Regions from separate parts of the Homo sapiens genome. Here regions 1, 3 and 4 are each linked to region 2. The links are chromatin contacts, found by Hi-C or POLR2A ChIA-PET in ENCODE. All regions are on one chromosome and are shown on one strand. Each heading gives the region's core, a stretch centred on a gene start or an enhancer-like site at or near the end of the contact. The rest is flanking DNA. Distances are from core to core; before and after follow the strand shown. Region 1 overlaps GALNT2 (polypeptide N-acetylgalactosaminyltransferase 2). Region 2 overlaps URB2 (URB2 ribosome biogenesis homolog). Region 3 overlaps GALNT2 (polypeptide N-acetylgalactosaminyltransferase 2). Region 4 overlaps GALNT2 (polypeptide N-acetylgalactosaminyltransferase 2).

Evidence for each region. A loop is a pair of places that touch in the nucleus more often than their neighbours do. ChIA-PET counts read pairs that join two places held with the same protein, here RNA polymerase II (POLR2A). Pooled maps may share reads with other maps.
Region 1: a pooled map shows a loop between it and region 2 (2.9-fold over the local background). The contact joins two enhancer-like sites. A Hi-C loop is called at or near these places in 13 of 168 maps with a recorded cell type or tissue (HCT116, IMR-90, MCF 10A and 8 more) and 18 of 50 pooled maps. POLR2A ChIA-PET finds 5 or more read pairs at or near these places in 2 of 52 experiments (activated B cell and activated naive CD4-positive, alpha-beta T cell).
Region 3: a loop to region 2 is called in a map of Calu3, with 4 times the contacts of the local background. The contact joins two enhancer-like sites. A Hi-C loop is called at or near these places in 15 of 168 maps with a recorded cell type or tissue (Calu3, HCT116, IMR-90 and 10 more), 1 of 37 single-sample maps with no recorded cell type and 19 of 50 pooled maps. POLR2A ChIA-PET finds 5 or more read pairs at or near these places in 3 of 52 experiments (T-cell, WTC11 and activated B cell).
Region 4: a pooled map shows a loop between it and region 2 (2.3-fold over the local background). The contact joins two enhancer-like sites. A Hi-C loop is called at or near these places in 1 of 168 maps with a recorded cell type or tissue (heart right ventricle), 2 of 37 single-sample maps with no recorded cell type and 6 of 50 pooled maps. POLR2A ChIA-PET finds 5 or more read pairs at or near these places in 1 of 52 experiments (MCF 10A).

What each region holds. Positions count from the first base shown.
Region 1 is chr1:230,247,863-230,252,547 of GRCh38, forward strand. It overlaps GALNT2 (polypeptide N-acetylgalactosaminyltransferase 2), which reads left to right. Exons shown (of 16, transcript NM_004481.5): 9 at 1,322-1,409; 10 at 2,595-2,698. Among named protein-coding and RNA genes, the nearest start is that of PGBD5, 180 kb to the right of the region's middle. RefSeq lists enhancers at 3,481-4,142, 4,143-4,685. Within about 2 kb of position 2,354, at least 3 of the 41 ENCODE cell types and tissues checked have a DNase peak (open chromatin) inside an H3K27ac peak, as active enhancers do.
Region 2 is chr1:229,659,454-229,664,363 of GRCh38, forward strand. It overlaps URB2 (URB2 ribosome biogenesis homolog), which reads left to right. Exons shown (of 10, transcript NM_014777.4): 10 at 1-747. Among named protein-coding and RNA genes, the nearest start is that of URB2, 36 kb to the left of the region's middle. Within about 2 kb of position 2,003, at least 2 of the 41 ENCODE cell types and tissues checked have a DNase peak (open chromatin) inside an H3K27ac peak, as active enhancers do.
Region 3 is chr1:230,275,904-230,280,653 of GRCh38, forward strand. It overlaps GALNT2 (polypeptide N-acetylgalactosaminyltransferase 2), which reads left to right. Exons shown (of 16, transcript NM_004481.5): 16 at 3,400-4,750. The coding sequence ends at 3,555. Among named protein-coding and RNA genes, the nearest start is that of PGBD5, 150 kb to the right of the region's middle. Within about 2 kb of position 1,373, at least 3 of the 41 ENCODE cell types and tissues checked have a DNase peak (open chromatin) inside an H3K27ac peak, as active enhancers do.
Region 4 is chr1:230,184,435-230,188,798 of GRCh38, forward strand. The region is part of intron 2 of GALNT2 (polypeptide N-acetylgalactosaminyltransferase 2); the gene reads left to right. Among named protein-coding and RNA genes, the nearest start is that of GALNT2, 120 kb to the left of the region's middle. RefSeq lists enhancers at 1,272-2,010, 2,011-2,749. Within about 2 kb of position 1,844, at least 14 of the 41 ENCODE cell types and tissues checked have a DNase peak (open chromatin) inside an H3K27ac peak, as active enhancers do.

The DNA.
Region 1 (4,685 bases), core at 1,104-3,603, 590 kb after region 2:
AATAAGATAATAGTAAACATCAAAAAAACAAAGGAAAGGTTATGTCAGCTAATCCTTAACCTTCTCTGTTAGTGAAACAGCCAGGACATTGTTTTTCTGGTTTTCCTTCGTGGCCTTTGAGGCACCATGATAAGAGCCAGCTCAGGGGCCCGCAGGGGTCTCCTCTCTGTGCATTTCTGTCCCCACTGCCTGGGCCCCTGTCCATTTCCCTCTCTCTTTGCCTGAGGCCACTCTATCCTGCAGTGAGGGAGCTGGGAGGCCTCTTTGTCCAGAGCCATAAATTCTTGGCCAGCCCAGGACACTCAGAAACCCTCACCCGCCATCCTTCAGTCACTGGGGCTGTCAGGGCGGACAGACTATGAATTCAAAGCATGCAGACAAATCCAAACTTAGGCATTGCAAAAGCCCTGTTGACAAAAAGCCTGATGGCAGAGAGCTTAAGAGGATTGAAAGATGCATGCCCTAGAGTCATTAGGTTTTGCTGTCAGACCCTTGGAATTGGAAATGCAGCACCATGAGCCATGTGTTTGCCAAGAAGTGGCCTCCTGATGCACCAGGACAGCTTCCGCAGGTGGAGCCTGCTGGCCTCCAAGAGGCACTATGTGTGTGACCCTGGGAGCAAGAGCGAGACCTGAGGCCCTGCAGATGCCCACAACCAAGTCCGGGTACAGGGTCTAGGCTCTTCTATCCTCAGGGGTCTGTGGATTCCAAAAATGAAATGCAACAGGTGCCAAATATATCTGAAATTGAAGCTTATTTGCCCAGCTTGGCAACTTCCGCTGGCTCATTTTCCCTTAAAGTTTTCATATTCCCAGCATGTTCCCACTCCATTCTTGCTGCAAATACAGTCTGAAGTTTGCTGGCCCAGGGAACTGACAAAGCCTCGTTCCCTCCCCAGCATTGCCTTCCCCTGGGGCAGTGTTGGAGGTACCACGGCTTGATTTTCATGTTGGATGCTCTTTTTCCTCACATCCTTACAGCCCTTGGACATGCCCTGGTTATCACCACACAGACCCCAGTTCTCTCCCCATATTTCATTTTTTCCTATGCATTTCAATATTAGAAAAGCCTGACTCACATTTTCTTTAGGGAGGGGCAGGGAGAAGATTTCAACATTCACCCTCACTGCCGGTCTCTCTCTTCAGCTACACCCACGCCCCCAGTCCCCTTCTCTCTCCTCCACACCTTCTTTTTTGGCTTTGTTTTGGTTTTCATTGAGTTCTGTCCAAACATCGAATATTTTTAAGCTGTGAGGAATGGGGGTGTCGGGAGGAAGTGGCCAGTCTCTTGTCAACACCCTGTTTCTTTTCCTGGCTGGCAGGTTTTGATTGGAACTTGGTATTCAAGTGGGATTACATGACGCCTGAGCAGAGAAGGTCCCGGCAGGGGAACCCAGTCGCCCCTATAAAGTAAGTGCCAGCATCCTTCAGGGTGCCCCTCCCAGATGAGACCCCAGGTTCCAGCTTCTTTGCTGGGCCCGCACCGCCTGGAGACCCAGTGGGGGCTGTTCACCTTCTGCCCTCCGGTTTCCCCTCGTCTCAGCTCAAAGATGAGCACCTTCCACCAGGTCATAGAATAAAATCCTTGGAGATTTCTTTTCCACAGTTGAAGTCTCACATAGGTTTATAAGGCCTATCTGCTAGGTCTGTGCATTCCTGTATGTTGATAATGTAGAGCGTTTCTGTAGCAGAGCAGGATCTCCGAGCTGACCCCAGGCCCAGGAAAAGGGGCTTGGTGGGCAGCAGGAGGCTTACTGCTGCTACTGCCCAGCAGGCCTTTGCTCTCCTGCAGAGGAAGGAGCCCATGCTCATGAAGCCCATGCTTTTAAGATTCCCAGGCCGGGCGGTGGGCTTTCTGGTTGAGAGTCAGGATGCCTTCTCTAGCTGGGGAGAGAAGGGGGCCACCTCTTCCAAGTTGGCACACGGTTAAGTGAGATAGCATTCACAGAGTACTTAGCGCTGAAATATATTTGCTGACATTTAGCCAACATCTGCAGTGTGCCATAGACCTTCCCAGCACTTTACACTGAATTCGCACAGCATCGCTTCTGGGAACAAAGTAGGGAGCTCAGTGTACATCTGTTGTCAACCCCTTCCTGGGATGATGAAGTGAGGAGCATGGTGGGTTCCCTTGTAGGAGGTGGAGTCTCATCTATGATAGTGATAATGAGAGCTGGTGCTGTGGAGCATTTCCTAAGCGTGCTCAGGGCTTTATGCCCATGATTTTTTGCAATCCTCGTAGCTACCCTATAAGGAAACTGACACACAGAAAGGCCGAGTTCTTTGCCTATGGCAGCATGTCAGTGAGTAGTGATCCAGCCCCAGCAGTCGCTCCCACATAGGGGAGGCTCAGTCCAGCCCCTGGCACTGTGGGAACATCCAGGCAGGGACAGTGGGGGAGGCATTTGAAGGCAGCAGTGGTGAAGCAGAGAGAGTGGCATGCTGGGCACTGAGCAGAAAACAGTGGCAGTGTGGCTGTTCTGAAGATCAGCTTATTGTTAGGGAATCAAGGCTTGGCCTTGGCGCAAGGGTGCTGGCAATCTAACCTTGACTTTGCCCTCTCCTCCCTCCCCCCTCTTCTTTCTGCCTCTTTAGAACCCCCATGATTGCTGGTGGGCTGTTTGTGATGGATAAGTTCTATTTTGAAGAACTGGGGAAGTACGACATGATGATGGATGTGTGGGGAGGAGAGAACCTAGGTATGTACAAGCCTCAAATCTCAGGACAGAGAAGTGCCTCAGCTCTGCAAAAGGCAGGGTGCCAATTGGAAAAAAAATTTAAAAGGCTTCAGAGTGACCATTCACTGGGCTTAATCGATCCTTGCAAACACATATGTAACACCCCTTTTGCTCTTGAAAGTCTCATGAGTTGGGCATTAAAATGTGCCTCCCTAGGTTAGAGTGGAGGATGCCAGAATACGGATAAAGTCTTTGAAGGGAAATGCAAACTCTTTCAAGGCGTCTGAACCCAAGTGTTTGGAATGTTGCAGGCTTGCAAAAACAGAGGGAAACAGTCCAGGAGCTCAGATTCATGCTGAGTGGTGGAGAGTGGAAAATGAACCCCGGCGAGGCTGGTGGGATTGATTGAATTGAAATCATGAAAATCCGATGGGGCAGGGAGGCCTTGGCACTTAATCCCTTCTCGACTACCTTTGCGAATGGTTCTCATTTGTTTTTCTGTTTGTTTGTTTTTTTGTTTTTAAATACCCCATGCAAATTATTTTTACCCAGGTTTAGGCACAGCAAAATTTTGCACATTGTGGTCTATATTGGTAGCCTTATATTTACTGCATAAAAGATGAAAAGATGTGTTTTGTTTGTTTAGGGTTTGGAGTGGGGGAGATCTTTTTTGCTTGTTTCAATTAAAGCCTTTTGTTTCAAATGCTTGACATTCTGAGCGAATTCTCCTGGGCTGCTGAGTGTTGTTAACTTACATTCGTCCTTGGGTGAGTGTACCCTGGAGGACAGGGGAGAAGGAAAGGGGAAAATGAGGCCACTCATTTTTAATAGTTTTGAGACTTTGAAAGTTTTTGTTACTTTAAAAGAAAAGACTAGCCTAGCCTATTATTTTTCCATTGTTTTATGATGTTGAAGTCAGTGATACCATCTCATCTTTGAGGATTTCTCTGCCTTGGTTTGATGTTGAAAGCTTCTTTAGGCTCGATTACTATACTGCACGGGTGGAGAGACCGTGAGTCAAACTCCTTTTGGGTTGTTTTAAAAAAATGATACATTAACCTCTAGGGAAAGCTTGGATTGAAGTCACTTGAGTACAAAAGGCTTCAGAATTGTTAACCCTCTAAAGAGAGTTCTGTCACCCTGTTCCATGGGTATCCCCTAATGGTTTAGTGGAAATCCAGCAGGCCAGGGTCGCCCAGTAGGGCAGCGTATCGTGTAGGTGGCCATTTCTCAAAAACAGTGTGGTTTTCAGAAGTTTGCATACTATTAGCTGAAATGAGACATCAGCCAGCATTTTGTGTCATCGTGTAGGAAGAGTGTTGATTTACATATCTAAGGAGGCATTCACCCAGAGACTGGGGGGTAGATTTGTTGTAAGGAGCTGCTTTATTGTGGTTTGGTGTTTGTATTTATTATGTAGCTGTGCTAGAAGGTTCTAGGGTCTGAGCGGTTCAGGTTGGGGTGAAGATGAACCCTGCAAGCAGGAGCACATCTCTGCCCAGGAAGGCTGGGGCATCTGTCCCTCCGTGAGGGGCTCTCCTGGGTTATGCCAAGGACTTGGACTCCCAGTGAGGTTTGGAGGGCTCAAGAGCTTCACGTGAGAAGGCCATGCCGTGAGCCTTTCTCCTTAGCACTGCTCTAGCTTCTGCTTCTGGGGGCCGTGCACACTACTAGCCATTGCCAACCTGAGGGGCCTCTGTGGGTGTGCATTGGGAGAGGTGTATGGTGCAGAGAGGCCCGAGTAAGATCCAAAACCACCTCCTCAACGTGTGCCCCGCTGGAATGACCAGAGCTTCCCATTTTCCTAATCATGTAAGTCCTTATGTCATTTAAGCAATTAAAATGGAGGACCAAGAACCTAACCCTTAACTCTAACAATGGGGGTAAGGCTCCTTGGGGGCATCATCTGTGTTTCTCTACATCCCTGTCATGCAAGGATGATGCTAAGTACTTCCAGGGAATCATCTGTTTGTGCTTTCTTAACGGAGTGTGGTCTGCAGAGGTCATG
Region 2 (4,910 bases), core at 753-3,252:
TTACATCGTGTTTTTCTTACTATTTTTTAATACATAGTTTTATGCAGTAAGTATTGCAATAGAATCCTGAAAATTGACCCTGGGATGAGATTAATTCAATAGAAAAATTGCTGACTCTTGGGACCTTTCTGTGTTTGGTTCTCGTCTTGGCTCAGTGGTTTGGTGTTCCCTCGTCTGCACTGGAAACTACATAAAACTTGGCTTTTTACTTTGGGTACATGGGCGTATAATTCAGCCCTGTTTAAATATACTTGCCTTTCAAATTCTTCAAGTAACATGGGAAGTATTCTTGAAATGTCACATTTTCTGCCTTCCCTCTAAGTATGCTTTCTGAAGAAGTCAGGGAAAGTTAGAGTCTGTGGCCTGAGGTGTCTGCTCTGGGTGGCGATAGTGGGCACCTCAGGCAGGTCGGTGACGTTTAGCACAGGTGCCAGGGCTCCTGCCTGCTCCTCCTGTGTTAGCTCTGTGAAGTTCATTTAGGAATTTTTTTTTCCTATGCAGTTTAAGAAATAATCCTAATTGTTTTTTCTTATTACCTAAGCAATATATTTTTATTATAGCAACCTCAGAAAAGAAAAATAAAAGGATAATTTAAAAAACTCATTCATAGTCTCAGTTACCCAGATAACCTCGGTTGTCACCTTGGAGTATCTTGTTGTAGTCCCTTTACTATGTGTATGTATATAGATGTGCATATAAATATATATAGTAGCTAAATTGGATCATAAATGCATTTTTTTAAAGTTACCTTTTTTCCTGTGTAATATTTTAAGTAACTCTGGGTCAGTGAAAACATTCGACATATATTTTTTTTGGCTGCATAGTAGTCCATTGAGTAGATATTGTTGTTTTATTTAATAAGTACACCATGGTTAGACATAGGTATCTGTCCAAATTCCCTTTTATAGATGGTGCTTGCAGCTGAATTATTTTCAGAAGATGAATTCTCATGAGTTGTATTATTTGTCAGAAAACCACATCATTTTTAAAGGATTTATATAAATATTGCCAAATTGCCCCCTAGAATATTACTAATTTATTTTCCTACTAGTGAGTCAACTTTAATATTATTGATTTTTGTTTCTTTATGCTTCCTTGATAGGAGAGAGATGTTATTCTGTTTTGAATTTCTTTAATTACTAAGAGATTATACATTTTTCACATTTACCATTTTTATTTCTTATGTAAATTATGTTTATATAATTATCTTTCTTCTGTAATAGCACATTTCTCAATTGGGATATTTACCATTTTTCTTATTCACTGTCTTTGGGGGAATCATGTTGGAATTCCCTTTTTAATTAGTTCAAAATGCAGACTTTTGAAGTTATTTGAAGGATCATCCTTAAGCAAAGGCTTTTTTTTTTTAACACTGTATTTTCAAGCAGATGTGATTGGAGCAGACAATATAAAATGAATGTCTTTGATACCTAAGAGAAATGGCCCTTGTTTTACGCCCCACATTTGATTTTATTTCCTGTGCTATCTTGTGGGGGCTGGGGGACAGTCCTGCCTTACGCACTGCACATGTCATCTGTTCCCTTCCCTTCCTCATCTAGACTGTGTGTGCAGAGGGCCTTTCGAAGCTCTGGCCACCAGAAATGTCTTCGGCTGGTCTGGCATCCTTTCGCTTAATGCTTTGTGTTGACAGAATTTTGTTTCTGTAGTAAACTCCCTGCAGGAGCCTCGAAGAGAGTCTGGTGGCGCCATTTCTTGTTCACAATTGGAGATGGGTGTTGGTGTGAGCGGGCGACCTTTCAAGGACACGAGCTGTAAACAAGCGGGAGCTAAAACACGGTCTTAGGTTTGCCTCTGGTTCAAGTGCCCAGACCGGAAGCTAACTGTCTCCAAGGCCTTCATGGAGCCATGGCTAGTTTTTCCTGTGCTGAAAGTTCTGAAGGCCAGAGGTGAGGGGACCATCCTTTCCCCCTGCCTTGGGAATGCTGGGTGAGCTGACGAACGTGGAGCAGTTCATCAGGCGTCCTGGTGGTGGCACTGCAGGGCCTTTCGAAGGGAGTTGGCAGCGGCTGCCAGGTAGTCAGCCTTGAAGGAAGGGAAGGACGAAGAGAAGGCTGGGACTCCACCTCCTCCCTGCACAGCTCTGAAGGGCTCTCTGCTGTGTTCCCATTTCTGGGGAAGCAGTCACAGGTTCCTCACAGTCATTTCTATTTGAACTCTAAACGCTCCTCAGCAAAGAATTTGTTTTAACTCCATTTTGCTGATTCATAGGGTAGAAGAAACATGTTTCTGGCTGGCAAATATGGAGGCTCTGTTGTTCATTTTTATCCTGTTAGAATAGACCTCACAAGCAAAGAGAGTTGGCCCAGCCAGCTCTCCACATGGCAGAGTTGGGGACTCAGCTTGGGGAACGGCAAAATGCTGGGCTTCAGAGAGACTGTCCCCACTGGACTTGCTGTGGCTCCAGACCCCCATCACCTGACAGATGTGCATGAATCACCTGTCTGTACCAGGCACGGAGACATGGCCCTGGTCCTCAGGGAGCTTTCTAGTAGAGGACATTGACAATGAGCCAGGAAACAAATAGGCCAGGGGGTGATCGCGGGGTTGGCAGCAAAGCAGACAAGTTCAGTGGCTGGAGAAAGAGGTGATATTTGAACTGAGACCTGCCTGGGTGGTGAGAGGCGCCCCTGGAAGGGCCTGGGGTGCTGATCCTTAATGCCTGCACTGAATCCATGTGGCAGCCTGGTTTTGGCTGAGGGCGGACACCTGAAGGGAGGGGTGGGCGTAAGGGGAGTTGGGTGAGAGAAGGCTCAGCGGGGTGACTTTGCCTGGGATGTTGCCTTGGGCGGTCCTGGACAGTAGTACATCAGGGGGCCCCCAATGGCACAGACAACACACAGCCCCGTTCTCGACCTTGCCCTGCTTGTGGACCACAGTGGGTGGGTCTCCTTCACAGCCTGTCTTCTGCAGCTTCCCGGACTCAGCCTCCTACAGTAGCTGTGGAAACTGCCCAATGTTAAGGAGTGATGTGAAGTCTCCAGAAAAAAAGACAGCAAAGAGGGGGTGTCTACTTGAAGGGATTTGGGGGAGTTTTTTTTTTTTTCGGTTTCTCTTTTTCATTTTTCTTTGGAGACAGGGTCTCGCTCTATTGCCTAGGCTGGAGTGCAGTGGTGCAATCCTAGCTCACTGCACCCTCCAACTCCTGGGCTCAAGCGATCCTCTTGTCTCAGCTTCCCAAGTAGTTGGGACTACAGGTGCACACCACCACAACCAGCTAATTTTTAAGTTTTTAGTAGAGATAGTCTCACTATGTTGCCCAGGCTGGTCTGGGACTCCTGGCCTCAAGCAGTCCTCCCTTCCTTGGCCTCCCAAAGTGCTGGGATTACAGGTGTTAGCCCCCGCACCTGGCCCTGGTTTCTCATAACTCATAGAGGTAACTTTGATTTATTGCCGGCATGCCAGGCTATAGCCTGAATTCTTTTGTCTAATAAGCTCATACGTTTCTGCTTTATGTCTCATAAAAGCCGCTGTAGAGGCAGCAGCAGTGTCGTTTTTGATTCCTCATTCCCTTGTGCAACTTCTGAACACTCTCCTTTTTTTTTAAATTTTACTTTGTCGTTTACCTTTTCCATCTCTTCCAGCAGACAAGTTCAGTGGCTGGAGGGAGAGGTGATATTCACCCTTTCCCCCTCAGCCTGTATGTCTCTCGTGTCTCTCTAATGGATGTTACTTCTGTTGCCCTGTGCTTTCTTGTCCCCACGTCCTTCCAACACCATTCTGCCATCCCCACTCACTGACTTCTCTGCCCTCCCTCCCTGGTGTGTCTGGGCCACCTCTCTCAATCACTCCTGCTTGCTGGTGACCTCTCTTCTTTCCCAGTCTTCCCTCTTGTTTCCTGCTGATATTTTTTGTAGCCTCATGTCCACACTGGGGACCCTTCTGAAATGTCCTGACCCCACATTCCCAGGACTGCCACCCCTGCCCATCTGCCATCGCTGATGTGAGAACTCACACTTGAGCCTCCTTGTTGGACTCTTCTTGGCTTCCCTTGCTCCTTTTTTTTAAGAGGCTGGAGTACAGTGGTGTGATCCTAGCTCACTGCAGCCTCCAACTCCTGGGCTGAAGTGCTCCTCCCATGTCAGCCTCCCAAGTAGCTAGGACTACAGGTGCATGCCACCACGCCTCGCTAATCTTTTTTAAGTAGAGATGGGATTTCGCTCTTGCCCTGGCTGGAATTGAACTCCTGGGCTCAGGTGATCCTCTTGCCTTGGCCTCCAAAGTGCTGGGATTACAGGTGTAAGCCACCGTGCCTGGCCCAATGAGCCTGTTTGTAATGTCCTTTCTTTGGCCTGCCCTGTTGTCCCTCTACCCAGCTTGTTCCCCGTTGCCACCATGACCACTGTGCCTCACTGGCATCCCTAGGTCTGTCACCTCCTTCCTCGTCTTTGGAGTTCCCTGATTGTCCTGCCCTACCCTTAACTCCAGAGCCAGCTCTGTTGAGGGAGAAAGGAATGGAGTCATGGGGATTGATTCTCTACAAAATCCTGTTCTCTCTCTTCTGCTGGGGTCACCTATTGGGAGGAAGATCTCTTTTTTCATCAGAGGGAGAAACATCCATGAGGCAGCATAGCTTTGGGATGTTAGGAGCTTGTGGAGACTGGATTGTTACAATGGTTTTAATGTGAAGTTCTGGTTGATCGTAGAACATAAATATTTGGATGAGAGGAAGGAAGAGGTTTGTGAAATGCTCCAGAAAGAACACAACTAGTAGTAGTGGGAGTGGTTTTTCATTACAAAGGAGGATTGAGGGGATGTGACTCAGTAGACCAGGCTCAACGGAGGTGAAAGTGTGCTGGGGCCTGGGGCGAGAAACACACTCAGAAAAATGAGGCCACGGGAAATCCCAGCAGTAACGCCTGGCCGGCTGCCAAGGTGGTGATAAAGAAGCA
Region 3 (4,750 bases), core at 123-2,622, 620 kb after region 2:
ATATACATAGACACCACAGATACATACATATATACATGCCACATATATATACGTATATATACATGCCACATATATATACGTATATATACATGCCACATATATATACGTATATATACATGCCACATATATATACGTATATACATGCCACATATATATACGTATATATACATGCCACATATATATACATATATAAACACATATATACATATATAGACACCACAGATATATACATATATATACACACCACATATATATACATATATACACACACACACATATACACACAGTTTCTTTAAACATTTCAGAATAGACTTTCTACCTGCCTTGTAAGCCGGTTTTCTCTGACGTATTCCCTTGTGGCAGCTTGTGGACACACCCTTTCTCAAGGCATGGGGTAACAGTTAGTGTCAGGAATAGAAATGCAAGCACAAAAGGTCCTCCCTGTATGCCCATACTTGGAGTGCCTGCCCCTGTTCTTACAGTCGGTCCTTAGAGATAGATGGGATGTAGGGAAACTGAGGCACAGAACCTACTGGAGCCAAGAGCCTAAGCCAGCTTCTAGTCTAACCCTGATTTCACAACAGAAAAGTCTCAGAAAGTCATTGCCTCCACCCTGGAGTCATCTGGGAAGACCAAGGCCAGGACCGAGTCCCCGGTTCTGACCCCAGTTGTCAGGGAGACGCCTGCAGAGGGCCCTCTTTCACCTGTCTGTCTCCAAACCCCTGCGCCAGCTCTGGGTGCTCCTCCTTCCCTGCTCTGCAGAGTCCCAGCCTGTCCTGGCAGTGGGAGCCCCTCTCTAGGGTTCTGCTCACAATCCGCATCTCTAAATGTCCATCTGTGTTGATGACTTGATACCAAAATGTGTAAGGGAGTGCCTGTTAAACAAGAGAAGGCTAGCACCGCTTGGACCCAAACCACCTAGAAATTGCCTCACTCATTGGCCCCTCGAGAGGAAGCTCCTCGAGGGCAAGGCTGGCATCTGCTGAGCCAAGTACTGGGTGAGTCTCAAACACATTCCCCTGGGATGTAACGGAGCAGAGATGTCTTTGGATGTAATGGATTGATAAAGTGATGACTTTAGTTGACACCTTTTTAAAAAACAAATATTACTTCAATATTGCTTAATTTCAAGAATTGACAGGTGTTTCTGCTTCAGTCCCAGTTTTGGGGAACCATAACTGACACGGCTTAGGACCTTTGTGAAGCATGAAAAGACCTATAAATAATAAGTTTTTCTGGATGTATGGCATGTATAAATGGGGATCTGTTAGGTTTTAAACCCCAAGACTCAGGCTATTAGAGAGGATGTGGGGGCTGTTTCAGTAGAGTCTGACTGCCTTGAAAATCTGCGCTCCCCACCCCCAACCACAATCCCATCAGACAGACAGATCAGAGCCCACAAGGCCACCTGTGCGAGACGGAGCTGGGGTTTTGTTGTTGTTTTTCTAAGGTTCTTGATTTAGCTGATGCTTTGACACATGACAGGCAGTCCCTCCAGTGGCCAGAATCAGATTCCGTTCATTCCGAATTCTTTGTTGAGAAGATTCCTGGCTGCTCAGAGTAACAGGGCAGCCTCAATACATACACACTTTACATGACAATGGGGAAAAACAGCATGAGGGGTGATTGACAGCAACGAGGGAGCTGGAAATGAAAGAGGCAATGACAGGCACTTAGCAAAAGCCTCCCCGGCTCCTCTGATTGCACTGTCTTTCCCTGCTGGCAAGAACTCCAGGTGAGCAGGTGGACGGAAATAAGGAAAGCAGGGTACAAGTGACAACATCCTTGTGGTGTTTCGCGCAGGTCGGGTCCCCAGCACTGGGCTCCTCTGCCTGCACCGGCTCCTCCCTGCCTCACTCACTGGCCCCTCAAGAGGAAGCTCCTTAGCAAATTTTATCTTGGAACTGAACTGGCTTTGCCAGTTGGAACATTTGGTTTCCAGGCACGTCCATGTTTTCATATGTTGTGCATATTTGCAGAGTCAAAGGGGAAAGGGAGGCAGGAGTGAGAAAATTTAATTCTGCAATGTCAAAAGGATTTGCAAAAAATACTTAGGTGAAGGAGCTTTCGTGCACACAGTATAAAAAATTAATTAGAACCACAGACTTCATTATTTGAAACGAGCTTTGGGGAAGAAAAAAATGTTACTTTTTTTTTTTAAGAACAAACATTAGAGATTTTTAAAGGGGGATTTTTCTGTTTTTCTTTCTTTTTTTTTTTTTTTTTAAGAGACAGGATCTCACTCTGTTGCTTAAGACTGGAGTGCAGGGGTGGGTATGACCATAGCTCACTGCAGCCTCGAACTCCTGTGCCCAAGCGATCCTCCCACCTCAGCCTGCAAGGAGCTAGGACAACAGGCATGCACCACCATGCCCTGCTAATTTTTTTTAAAAAAAATGTTTGTAGAGATGGGTTCTTGCTATGTTGCCCAGGCTGGTCTTGAACTCCTGGCCTCAAGCGATCTTCCTGCCTCGGCCTCCCAAAGTGCTGGGATTAGTGTCGTGAGCCGCCTGCACTCAGGCTGAAAGGGGTATTTATGTTACTTGCTAAACAGGGCTCCTCAGATTTCCTTCAGGCTGGGTTGTGCACTTTGATTCTGGCTTAGTTGGTGGGTAACGGGTATGTGGGTTGAGTTTGGTTGTTCGCTTGATTTGAGTGTTAGTAAAGAGGCATCGTACCCTGTACTTTACAAGCGGCATGTTCAGAACTCAGCAAACATTGGTCCCTGCCATACAGAGCACCAGGGGGCTCAAGGGTAGCAGAGACAAGTTTCTCATATCCACCAAGGAGCTTGCACACCAGTAGAGAACAGACTACATAGAAATAGGCTTCTCAATGCTATGTTCTGTTCAAACAACCATCTCTCTTCCTGACATTTGGCCTGACACCGTTCCTCTGGCTCCCCCGAGCAGAAAGCCCTAAGTGGGAGCATGGAGGTGCCCAGACCAAGGCCTCCAGGCAGGGCTGCTTTCCAACAGCCAGGGGAGGATCTGGCCCTGCATTGTGTGGATCCCTTCTTGGGGTGAACCATCACTGGATCAAGCTTTCATACGAAGGCATGCAAATTCCCCTACATCAAATCCTGTGTTAATGACGAAGGGGTGGGTGCCCAGAGCTCTGGGGCTCAGAGGAGGGGACACCCACAGAAAGTTTGGGGCAGGAGACGTTCTGAGTTTTGATCCAAGGCAGAGAATATGTTTCCTTCCTGGGTCCCAGCAGCACCTGTGGCTGGTTTCCTGTGGGGCTGCTGCAAGCTCCTCGGCCGTTCAGATGAGAGGCTGGGAAAAACGTGTCTATCTGTGAGTTTTTAATGCAGCCACAAGGTCCTGAATTCACACGAATCTGTTTGTACTCCTTTGCTTGTGCCCACACTCTAAGGCACTCTCCTGTGTCTTGCAGAAATGGGAACAGATCGAGGGCAACTCCAAGCTGAGGCACGTGGGCAGCAACCTGTGCCTGGACAGTCGCACGGCCAAGAGCGGGGGCCTAAGCGTGGAGGTGTGTGGCCCGGCCCTTTCGCAGCAGTGGAAGTTCACGCTCAACCTGCAGCAGTAGGAGGGTCCGGGAGGCCCTGCCGTCCTGTCTCCTGCACCATTGGGTGGAGTCTGGTGATCACATTATTGATTATGTTTCTTAAACTTTCCGCGAAACTAATATACCTCAGTATTCCATCATGGTCTGAAAGTCAAACTTCGGCAAGGCACGGACGACTGTGCAGACACAGCAGCGGCAAGAAGCGAGAACTGCCCTCCCCCTCCTCTCGGTGCAGCCCAGCCGGGCCCCCTTCCCCAGGCCGGAGCGCCCCTCTTCCTTCCAGCTTTCACTTCTGCCGGCTCCGCAACTGAGTGACACCCAGCGACAACCGACTGGGGAGTGGTAGAAGCAACTGAACGGATGCGTGCGAGCTGAGGACAGGGCGGGAGGAGGGGGCACACATGCCCCAGGGGAGCGAGGAGAACTCTTGAAATCTCCATTTTCAATCCCTTCGAAATCACGTATGGTTTCCACAAAGCCGAGTCGTGTCACGTGGCAGGTTTACGTCAATAGTCCCTCTCTCTGCTCCTCCATTCGCAAGTGTCTTCCTGGGCCAGACTCCCCTCCACCTCATGTACTTGCTATATTGAGGATGAAGTTTTCTATGGTGGGACACTAAATATAAAGCTATATAGAGAAAGAATGTACGGTCAGTTCCCTATGGTTTCTGTAGATCATCGTCATCTTGTATATTCCCCACAAAGCCGTTCGCAGCTTCCGGGAGAAGGGGCCAGAGCCCGGTGGGGCCAGTTTCTCACAGAGGGAGGAGGTGGCCTTTGTCCCCTGGAGCCCGATCAGCCAGTTGGTGCTACTGCTGTGGCCAGCTGGGGGGCTTCCTCCAGACCACCGGCCTCGGCCCCGGCATCCCTGTTGGGCGTCAGCCTGAGAGTCCCTACTGTGCGTCAGAATCCACCTTGCGTGCTGTGCGTATCTGTGAACCTGGAGCGGTTACTTATTTTGACAGATATCACTTTGGGTCTTTTTACATTAAATTTCTTTTCTCTAAGGAATATAAGACATACCCCATAGCTCTGTGTGAGCCAGCAATACCGCTGCCCCCTGGCGACAGGGCAGACCAATGATGCCAGGCAGCTGTCACACGCTAGTATTGGCTTCATTGTGATCTGAGCCCTGCACGCTGGGCCTTCAGAATTAATGGCCAGCAGTGTCAGGGATGAGCCCGTCAGCCAGGGCACAGGCCTGGCTCACAGTCCTG
Region 4 (4,364 bases), core at 594-3,093, 520 kb after region 2:
CACCTTGGCCTCTCAGAGTGCTGGGATTACAGGCGTGAGCCACCGCGCCTGGCCTGAAGATCAATCTTAAATGGTACAGAATTCTAGGTGGTCATTTTTTTTTTCTCTGAGCCCTTTAAATATTTCCCTCTCCTCTCTTCTTTCCTGCATGGTTTCTGAGAAGACATTAGTTATAATCCTTCTCTTTGCTCCTCTATTGATAGGTAAGGTGTTTCTTTCAATTTTTTTTCTTTATCTTTGATTTTCTGCAATTTGAATATGATATGCCTCAGTGTAGTTTTTGGAGCCTTTATACTATTCTGTGTGTTCTCTAAGTTTCCTTAATTTGCGTTTTGGTGTTCAACATTAATTTGGGGAAATTCTTAGTCATTATTGCTTCCAGTATTTCTCCTGTTCCTTTCTCTCTTTCTTCTCCTTCCGATATTCCCATCATGCATATTTACACCACTGTAATTGTTCCACAGTTCTTGGATATTATTTCAATTTTTTTCATCTTTTTTGTCTTTGCATTTGAGTTTTAGAAGTTTCTAATGTCATGTCCTAAAGTTTAGAGATTTTTTTCCTCAGCATGTCATGTCTGCTAATGAGCCCATTAAAGACATTCCTCATTCTCTACAGTGTTTTTGATCTCTAGCATTTCCTTTTGATTCTTTCTCATAATTTCCATTTCGCTGCTTACATTATCTGTCTGTTCTTGTGTGTTACCTACTTTTTCCATTAGAGTCCCTAGCATATTAATTATAGTTGTTTTAAATTCCTGATCTGATCATTCCAACATTGTTCTATATCTGAGTCTGGTTCTGATACTTGCTGTGTCTCTTTAAACTGTGCGTGCGTGCGTGTGTGTGTGTGTGTGTGTGTGTGTGTGCGCGCGTGTGTGTGTGTGTTTAACCTCTTAGTGTGCCTTGTAATTTTATGTTGAAAGCTGGATGTGATGGACTTGGTGCACGGAACCCTGGTAAACAGGCCTTTAGTTGTGTGGTGTTAAGGTGTAGTGGGAGGGGAAGCTTGCTATAGTCCTATGATTTGGTCTCATTCTTTTAGGGAACCTTTGTGTCTGGGCTGTGAGCCTCACATTTGCTTCTCAGCTTCCCCCTCTCCACATCCTTAGGTGATACTAAAGTCTAGCAGAGGCTGGTTATTTCCTGTTCCTCAGATTGGACAGGCTCTGATAAATGCTAGCAGTTTAGTCCCTGTTTAAATAGTTTCTCCCGATGGCAGGCCTTATTAATAAGAACACAGTGCCCTGGCTTCTTTCAAAATGGTTATTTTCCCCTCTCACTGTTGTAAGCATGAGGGGATATTTCTTCAATATTCACTGTGAGGATCTGGTAGAGCTCCAGGAGGTAAAACTCACACAAATATAGCTGCCACACCCCCATGACTGGGTCCCCCTGGAGTTTTTAATCTCTTAGGCTTGTCCACAGTGAGCCTCCAGGAATTTTCCACTACAGTTTAGGTTTTCCTACCCCCGTAGTGGATCTTCAGGGGTTTCTACTTACAGGCTTCTGCTCCAGTGAATTGTGATTCCTTGTATTCACCTGTCCAATTTGGGGGGCTGTGGCTTGTGACATTTCTCCAACAGATCCAAGGCAGATCTCTAAGAAGTGCTGATTTTTCATTTTATTCAGCTTTTTACTGTTAGGACGGAATAACGACTTTCAAGCTCCTTACATGCCTATTGGGAACTGGACGTCCGTTTATGAAGTGTTTGCTTTGCTGGCAAGAGTGTTTGCTGGTGAGAGTGTTTGCTGGTGAGAGTGTTTGCACGTTGTGTTCTTGACTGTGGTTGGACAAGCGTCACCCCAGGGAGTCCAAGCCCCTCCTTTGTGCCCTCCCCATGCGTTGTCCCACCTACACCAGATGCAGGTATGTCACTGTCTCCTCCAGGAACTCTGACTGGACGCATGCATGCAGTCAATTTGTGTGTTAAGTCGGCCTCCCTGTCATCTTTCCAGCTCCTGGATGAGTCATGAAGCCCTGAGCCACAGTTCTTTCATATGTAAAGTAAACATTACCCACACAATGGGGAGCATCTGAATAGAATAGTTAATATTCCTTTATTATAATAATAGGAAGCTAGGATACACACTTCTGTTGTGTGGATTAATGAGAGACTTCCTATGGATTATCTTCTATTAAAAACATACAAGTGTTCTGATGGTTTTCAGGCAAATAGAGAGAGGGAGGGAAAAGCCATCTTCAGGTCATAGGCTGGATTTGACCATTGAGAGTCATACCTTACTTAAAATCATTTGAGTGCTCACATTGACTCTGCCTTTCATATCCTTAACTATTGCATACAGTTGGTTTTCTTATCTTCAAAGAGATCAGAATGTACTGATTTGCCTCTCTTTTGAGTTATTAGTAGTAATTTTTGATAAATGCACAATGTCTTTTTATTTTGCCAAAGGGCTTTCTTTCCTTTTTATGTTGAAACCATTTTTCTTACTAAACCAACATACACATAATTTTTTTGTTGTTAGAAATTATTTTCTTGTGATTGAAAAATACATTTTCCCTAAGCATGAGGAACACAGCTAAAGTTTTATGGTTTGCAAGAAACCGCTGGCCATGGCACTTCCCAGTGTGTCAGTGGTGTGTTCAGGAAGCTCAGTGGCTTCCTGTGTTCTGTGTGTTGGGCATGTAGCAGTTGTAGACAGATGGGCGGGAAGACATGACACCAAGCTGGATGCTTTTATGGCCACAGAACCCACTGACAGATGAAGGAGCCAGATCTAACAGGGCAGAGCAGTGATGTTCCAGGCCAACAGTCTCCAATTTTCTGATCGCACACTCTATGAACAGACGTATATTTAGACCACCTCCCACACACATATGTATTAAAATGCTTACTTAGGAATTACATGCATATTGCCGTACAGATTTATTGATACATTCTAAATGAAATGGGATAGTTCCCTTGACCCCTTCACAGGACTCAGCCCACAGCTCTCAGCCCCTCATGGGAGGAGCAGCATGCAGGTGAGTGGGTGCAGGGGCTGGGGTGAGTGCTTTTGGGCATCGGCAGGAGTAGAACTCTGTGCAGCCCCCCGGCAGCATCTGGGTGGGGCTACCTGTGACCCCTGGAGCCCTAGAGGGCATATGTTACAGTGTGCTCTTAGATTTGCTGTCCACAGATGACTTAAGTGTTAGCTCAGTGCAAGGTCAGTGTGACAGCCTTTTGCATCCACCCTCTTGGTACCTGAATTCTCGTCCGGTGTCCAGGAAGAATCAAGTTGTGCAAACAAATTGAAGGATGGTGAATGTGGAGGACTTTATTGAGCACTGGAAGTGGCTCTCAGTGGGATGGGAAGCTAGAAAGGGGGTTAAGTGGGAAGATGGTCTTCCCCTGGAGTCCTGCTGTCCCCAGCCAAACTCTTCTCCAAAGTCCTGCTGTCAAGCTGTCCCTCTGAAATCAAGCTGATTCTCTCCAACATCCGGCTGTTTCTTCTCTCCTTCTCTATTGCTTTGCTGGTAGGGCCTGGGGTTTTTATGGGTACAAGATGGAGGGTGGGGCGGGCCGGGGTGGTTTTGGAAAAGGCAACATTCGGGCAGGAAAACAGAAATGCATGTTCTCACTTTGGGCCCTACGGTTCCAGGCTTGAGGGTGTGGCGTTTGCTAGGGACCACTCTCTCCTACCCAGTATTTCCCTGCCTCCTGTTTGTATCATAAAGTGTATTTAAAATAAGCTATTATAAAGGATGAGGAAAATACTTGACAATGTCTGTCATTTTCTTTCTTTGCCCCAGAAGATTGTCTTATGTGGCCCCACTTTGGAGACTACCACTCTTGGGGCTGCCGTGGTCACAAAAACCCAGATTATTGTTTTAACTCTATTTCTTGCCTTGGTTCATCGTACTTTGGGGAAGAATCTGGAATTTGTATAAAGTATACCACCCAAGTGGCAGTCCCAGCTGGAAGTCATGGAATGGGGGCAAGAACAATAACCTGGGAGCACGGGATCTGGGTTCGGAACAAGGATGATGGCCGGGAGCTCTAGGCTCAGCTGTGCCACCAGTCCTGTGGCCTTAGACAAGTTAAGGAGTATTTGGGTTTTGTTTTCCTTGTCTGTAAAATTTAGATACATTCTTGCTCTAAAACTCTTTGATTCTGTTAACTGTGTCTTACCATTTCCCTTTAATCTCTATTCTCAGATTGGAATCACCAATTTTATTTTCTTTTACATGCTGTAAAAATATATCTCTGTAGTTCCCCCCACCCTCATACCACATTTCAGGTCTACTGTGGATGAGTTTTTGCCCATAAACTCTGTGACCCTTGCTTCTATTTCAGCATCATGCTTTCTACTTGGAACCACTGAATTTTTTTTTTCAGTGTTGGTTTTTAAAATATTGTCTTC